Linked DNA regions of Homo sapiens: region 1 is linked to region 2. Evidence: chromatin contacts called from ENCODE Hi-C or POLR2A ChIA-PET data. All regions are on one chromosome and are shown on one strand. Each heading gives the region's core, a stretch centred on a gene start or an enhancer-like site at or near the end of the contact. The rest is flanking DNA. Distances are from core to core; before and after follow the strand shown.

Region 1 (3,127 bases), core at 286-2,785, 320 kb after region 2:
TATAGCAGTGTGATCATAGCTTACTGTAACCTTAAACTCTTGGGCTCAATAGATCCTTCTGCCTCAACCACCCCATTAGCTGAGACTACAGGCACGTGCCGTCACACCTGGCTAATTAAAAAAAAATTTTTTTTAGAGATGAGGTCTTGCCGCGTTGCCCAGGCTTTCCTAGTTGAAGCATACATCTTGGACAGCTCAGTGTATTCATCCTCGTTTGCTCCACATTTACTGAGTGCCTGCCATATGGCAGCCTCTATGGTAACTGTTTTCAGATACCAGTTTTAATCACTAGGAATAAACTTGGTCCCAAACTCCTGGCCTCAAAGGGTCCTCCCACCTATGCCTCCCAAAGCACTGGGATTATAGGTGTGAGCCACCATGCCTGGCTCCTATTTCAGGGGTAACTTTTAAAAAACACTTTGTATGCTTTAAATGCAAAATTTCTCTTTATCTGGCTAGAAGATATCAATATCCATAATTCTTTTATCTGAGACTAGAATGTAGGATTTAAAAGTTGAAGGTGAAAGGTAAACTTGTTCCAGACGATCACTTTCATTCTTGGTGATTAAAACTGATAACCTGAAATCAGTTACCACAGAGGCTGCCATATGGCAGGTACCCAGTAAATGTGGAGCAAAGGAGGATGAATATACTGAGCTGTCTGAGATGTATGTGTTCAGCTGCTGTCCCAGTGAGCAAGAGTAGGTGAAACTTCACGTGCTTAGACCTGTAGGTACTATTGCCTCACTCCCACCAAACTGGGACTGCAGATCTTTAGTTTCTAGGTTTATTTTGCAGGAGTCCAGCCATCCCTAGAAAACACTCTTTCCTCAATCCAGGGTGTTTTGTGTAGCAGTGGGCTGTTTTATGTAAATTGTACATTGACAAGTTCATTAGGTTATCTAGTATTTCAGCCCCTCAGTTAACATTTCAGCTGAGACCGAGAGAGGAAGTGACTTGCCCAAGGTAAAATCACCATGTCTAGATAATCACTGATATGGCAGGGACTGGAACACTAGTCTCTGCATGTAATCATCTTTTTGTCTCGTTTCTGAAATAGCTCCCATCTCTACCCCTGGCCAAGGACCAAAACAAGGCACCATCTTTCTGAACTAGTTTAAAATGGTTTTAGAATTAATAAGGACTGTAGGGTCTATATTTAAGATGGTTACAGGAAATTCGACAGTTAAATGTTTCTACACATAGATTATTTAGAAAATCAAGACTAATAGATGGGCAAAGTACACAGGAAGCAAATGAAAAATTGTAAACATCTAAATATTCAGTATTCAGTGGTATGGGAATAGTTTAGGAAGCAATAATTTTCTTTTTTTTTTTTTTTTTTGAGACAAAGTCTCGCTCTGTTGCCCAGGTTGGAGGGCAGTGGTGTGTGCGATCTTGGCTGCAGCCTCTGCCCCTAGGTTAAAGCAATTCTTGTGCCTCAGCCTCTCGAGTAGCTGGGATTACAGGCACGCCCCACTACGCCCGGCTGATTTTTGTACTTTTAGTAAAGACAGGGTTTTCCCATGTTGGCCGGGCTGGTCTTCAACTCCTGTCCCCACGTGATACGCCTGCCTTGTCCTCCCAAAGTGCTGGGATTACAGACGTCAGTCACCATGCCCGGCCAGGAAGCAATAATTTTGATGGGCTGTTTGCAACTAATAAAATGCGAATTGTGATGATTTAGAAAGGGTGTTTAAAAATCTAGTAGGGATCTTGGAGGAGTTCTTTTTATACTTTCCTTTCTTCTGTACTATGCCTAATACTTAGTTGTTTTCAGGAAGTTCAGATTTTTTTTTAATTTAAAAGGTTAAAGTTTACCAAATGTTAACTGAAGTCAGTTTCTGAAGTTCTTCAGTCAAAACCAATTTATTTTCTGTAAAAAAAAAAAAAAAGTACTACACACCATATAAACTGGTAGCTGTTTGTTATTCTTGATATGTGCAGTAAAAACTATCATGAGAGAGTTGGTAAAGATTTAATGAACTGGTAGAACATGTTTTTCTTAGTTGCTAAGAACCATCTGAGCTTAAATTTAAAAACATTTTTTTCTAAAAACAAAATTGGTTTCTGAATCAAATGTGTATTTCTTTCCTATAGGGGCTTTGTTATGCACCTAAAGCCATATTGGAAGCTCCAGAAGAAAGAGCACCCCCCGGAAGTCAGCAGGGAAACGCAGAGAACTCCTATGAACCACCAAAAGGCTGTAAATGATGAAACATGCAAAGCTAGCCACATAACATCAAGTGTCTTTCCTTCAGCCTCTCTCGGTAAAGCATCATCTCGAAAGCCATTTGGGATCCTTTCTCCAAATGTTCTGTGCAGTATGAGTGGGAAGAGTCCTGTAGAGAGCAGCTTGAATGTTAAAACCAAAAAGAATGCACCATCTGCAACGATCCACCAGGGCGAAGAAGAAGGACCACTTGATATCTGGGCTGTTGTGAAACCTGGAAATACCAAGGAAAAAATTGCATTCTTTGCATCCCACCAGTGTAGTAACAGGATAGGATCTATGAAAATAAAAAGTTCCTGGGATATTGATGGGAGAGCTACTAAGAGAAGGAAAAAATCAGGGGATCTTAAAAAAGCCAAGGTACAGGTGGAAAGGATGAGGGAGGTTAACAGCAGGTGCTACCAACCTGAGCCTTTTGCATGTGGCATTGAGCACTGTTCTGTGCACTATGTGAGTGACAGTGGGGATGGAGTCTATGCTGGGAGGCCTCTGTCAGTTATACAGATGGTTGCCTTCTTGGAGCAAAGAGCCAGTGCTCTGCTAGCTAGCTGTTCAAAAAACTGCACAAACTCACCTGCAATTGTGAGGTTTTCTGGCCAATCCAGAGGTGTGCCTGCAGTGTCTGAGTCCTATTCTGCCCCAGGAGCTTGTGAAGAACCCACAGAAAGGGGAAATCTTGAGGTTGGTGAACCACAGAGCGAACCAGTCCGTGTCCTTGACATGGTAGCCAAGTTGGAGTCTGAGTGCCTGAAGCGGCAGGGCCAGCGTGAGCCTGGGAGCCTCTCAAGGAATAACAGCTTCCGTCGAAATGTGGGCAGAGTATTGCTTGCAAATAGCACTCAGGCTGATGAAGGCAAAACAAAGAAAGGCGTCTTGGAGGCACCTGACACTCAG
Region 2 (3,271 bases), core at 341-2,840:
GATAAAACGAGATTCCTTAATAAAGTCCAGAAGGTCTTGGATAGGACATCCATTGCCTAACTTCACAGATTCATCTCTCACTAAACTCTGCATCACTCTCCACATTTTAGTAAGGCTAGTTTTCCTTCAGTTCTTTGAGCATACCATGATCCCTGGCCCCATTGGGCCTTTACACACAGTATTGCCTCTGCTTACTATGCCAACATCACCACCCCACCGCCACCACCACTCATCTCTTTATACTGCTTAATGCCTGCTCCGTCTTCAGATGGCGTCTCAAGAAACACTTGTCCAAAGAAGCCTTCCCTGACTCCTTTAACTAGATGAGCTTCTCCTCATACATGTTTATCACTGCACATATTACTTGTTTCTAAATACACATTTATTTTTGTGATTAATTTGTGTTCAATGCCTGTCAATCCAAAAAGACCTTAAGCTCAAAGGAGGAAAAGACTGTGTCTGGTTCGCTCTATTCTATCTGTAGTCCCCAGCAAAAGAGACACACAAGTATTTTTTCAATGAATCAATCAACATAGAAGCGACAGTGGAAGCCGTGCAATCGAGCAGTAGTGCGTAAGAATGGGACTTGGAAAGATAAAAGGGACCAGAATAACCGTAGGAAAATATTATAGTTTAGGAATCAGAGGAAAAAATTGTTTTAAGCCGTCAAAAAGTTAAAAAAAAATAAGCAAAAAGGGAAATAGCATCACTAAAGGCATGGAAGGATATCATTCCAAACAGAACAGGCCACTGAATTTGACAAGTAGGCAGTAACTAGTGATCTGACAAAATTAATAATGTAAGATGCAGGGAAGGGGAAAATATATGGAGAGAAGCTCGCATCTTTCCAACTCCTCTGGAAGTACGATTATAACTTTGTCGATATACTACAACTACCATGACGGCCCGAATCAAACAATAATCTAAAGAAATATGTGTGCCATTTTAGATTTCAACATTATTCCTCTATCCGCATGAGTCATTTTTAGCTGACTGCACATATAAAGTTTAAGGATAAATGTTTTAACATTTGCACCTAAAACGTTGTTTCTCAAAGAACCTTACCTCCCAGAATCATCAAAACAGACCTCCGTGTGTCCCTCTGTATGCCCATATCTCATTGGCTTCCGTGTGGCAGGCATGTTTTCCTTTACCTATCTGAAAATGTTTTATAAAAGCCAGTCTTATTATTTCAAAAGAGAAAAGCAGCGAGGCTAGGGATAGGAAGAGAGCTTAGTCTCCTCTAGGGCCCGTTCTCCGCAGCCCGGTTTCCCCCACCCGAGTGACACCAGCGGGATAAGGCAGAGGGTCTGTCAGACAATAAGCCGGAAAGGGAACACGCATCTCCTTGGTGGACGCGGGCAGCCGGAGTGGGGACTCACCCGGGTGACCGAGCCTCCGCCACTGAGGATCCACAAGAGCTGCTTCCCGCGCTTCGGCTCGCTCACCACACTGCGCCTGCGCCGACCCGCCCACGCCCAGCGCAGGTCCCGACAGAGGTCGCCGGGTGGTGGCGTCAGCTGCGGCGCCCTCCGCGTGGAAATTAGCCGGTTGCCCGGGCAAATCAGGGAGGAAGGGAGGGAGCTGAACACGGAAGTGGTGGCGGCGCCCAGGGAACCGGCGGAGGCGATGACCGTGACGGCTGGGTTGGGACCGGAACGCCGAAGCGGGGTTGGGGGTGGCAGAAAAGCATCTGCTTTGTAAGACCTACACGAGGTGCAGGAGTGGTTGGGCCTCCCCTCTCCACTTAAGCAAGCGCCCAGACTGATGGCGATGGTGATGGCAGCAGTTACTCGCACAACCCCAGTTAAGCTGCGCTCCGGGAGGTGAGTGGGGGAAGGGTGGCCGCTGCCTGGCCTCGCAGGCCGGGGTCTTGTTCCTGCCCTCCAGGCTCTCCTCCCAGGAAACAATATCCGGATCCCTAAAAGGATCCGGTCTCTTTCTTGGGGCCCAGTTAGCAGACAGATCTTTGAGCATCTTCTCTGGAAAAGAAGGCGAGATCTTCTAGAGCCTCTAATCTTGGCATCCTTCGTGCCCTCACCTTGTCGCTTCTGTAGAGATAAAGAAGGAATGACTTAATTTCTGTTCCGGTTGGTTCTCTTGGTACCTGAAGGTATAATTAATTAATGCTCAATTAATGCTTATTCTTTGCGACTCTATATATCCGTTATGAAGAAAGTAACTTGTGTTCTCTATTCAGATCCCACCTAAAGTTTACTGAAGTGAATATTTATAACCAAAAGAAGAGTTATAACTTAGTAGCCTTGAGCACTTACATTTGATCCATGCAATATCTGCTAAAGTCTTGGCCACTAAGTTTAAGTTTATGCTTTTCTTGTATCTTCATTCTCCATATTGGTACAGCAGCCTGTGATGAAAACCTTCAGAATGATATTCTTTCATTTGTACTTATCTTTGAGAATTTTTCTGCGTTTTTGTGATACCTTCCAGTATCAATCACATTTATTTTATTACCTGAGACGTTTTTCTGTTGAAGAGGTTTCCCTATTGTTTTTTTCAATCTAGTTCCATTGTGAAAAGTTGCAAACACACAGGCAAACCGTCGTGTTCTTACCGTGGGTGGCATTGTGTGAGGCGTTGTTTTTAGTACTAGAGCTCCAGATAGCCTTGCTAGACGCTGAGGTTTGTATATGAATGAAGAGGAAGAATGATTGGCTTAAAAACAACTTGGGATTTGTGGAAAAATAACCCACTGTTGATCTCCCGAAAGAGCAGTGGTACCAGAGATGATGCTTTCTGAGTGACCTAATTTTTTTTTTTTGGAGATCATTTGTTTTTTGGATAGACTGGCTTATAAATTTTTTCGTTCAAGTAACAATATCATTGGCTAGAGTACATAGAGTTCAAGATGAACTCTCATAATATTCGTCTCTATGTTGAATAAAGCGTGGTGAGATTTCTGGTTAGTACTATTCAGAGCTCAGCATAAGAAGAATCTGCAAATTGGAACAAGTTATAGCTACAAAATGCCTTCACTATAATATCTGTAATACCCATGAGACTATGATTGATGTCCACACATCTGTCATTTTCTCTTATCAATCAAGCCATTTGATTCATAGGTTAAAGAACAATTTTCTTTGCAGATTTTGCATGTATGGTAAAAGCTTGAGCCTCCGAGTTTAACAGTCCTGGGTTTTAATTCTAACTGACACATTGTGTGACCTTGAATATGTTCCTTTACTGAAAATCGAATTCCTCATCTCTAAAATGGAGATGACACCTACCTCCGTCGCATTGTTAGAGTATA

What was found. Hi-C counts contacts between places; a loop is a spot of excess contacts on that map. ChIA-PET counts read pairs that join two places held with the same protein, here RNA polymerase II (POLR2A). Pooled maps may share reads with other maps.
Region 1: a loop to region 2 is called in a map of naive thymus-derived CD4-positive, alpha-beta T cell, with 2.5 times the contacts of the local background. The contact joins the enhancer-like site here to the promoter of SOCS4 in region 2. A Hi-C loop is called at or near these places in 1 of 168 maps with a recorded cell type or tissue (naive thymus-derived CD4-positive, alpha-beta T cell) and 6 of 50 pooled maps. POLR2A ChIA-PET finds 5 or more read pairs at or near these places in 3 of 52 experiments (activated CD4-positive, alpha-beta T cell, activated CD4-positive, alpha-beta memory T cell and activated naive CD4-positive, alpha-beta T cell).

What each region holds. Positions count from the first base shown.
Region 1 is chr14:55,348,281-55,351,407 of GRCh38, forward strand. It overlaps FBXO34 (F-box protein 34), which reads left to right. Exons shown (of 2, transcript NM_017943.4): 2 at 2,101-3,127. The coding sequence starts at 2,111. Among named protein-coding and RNA genes, the nearest start is that of ATG14, 62 kb to the right of the region's middle. RefSeq lists a silencer at 1,332-1,381. Within about 2 kb of position 1,536, at least 2 of the 41 ENCODE cell types and tissues checked have a DNase peak (open chromatin) inside an H3K27ac peak, as active enhancers do.
Region 2 is chr14:55,025,646-55,028,916 of GRCh38, forward strand. It overlaps SOCS4 (suppressor of cytokine signaling 4), which reads left to right and starts at 1,591. Exons shown (of 3, transcript NM_199421.2): 1 at 1,591-1,826. WDHD1 (WD repeat and HMG-box DNA binding protein 1) reads right to left here and starts at 1,454. Exons shown (of 26, transcript NM_007086.4): 1 at 1,383-1,454; 2 at 1,066-1,158. The coding sequence starts at 1,142. RefSeq lists enhancers at 1,276-1,803, 1,804-2,330 and a silencer at 1,432-1,481.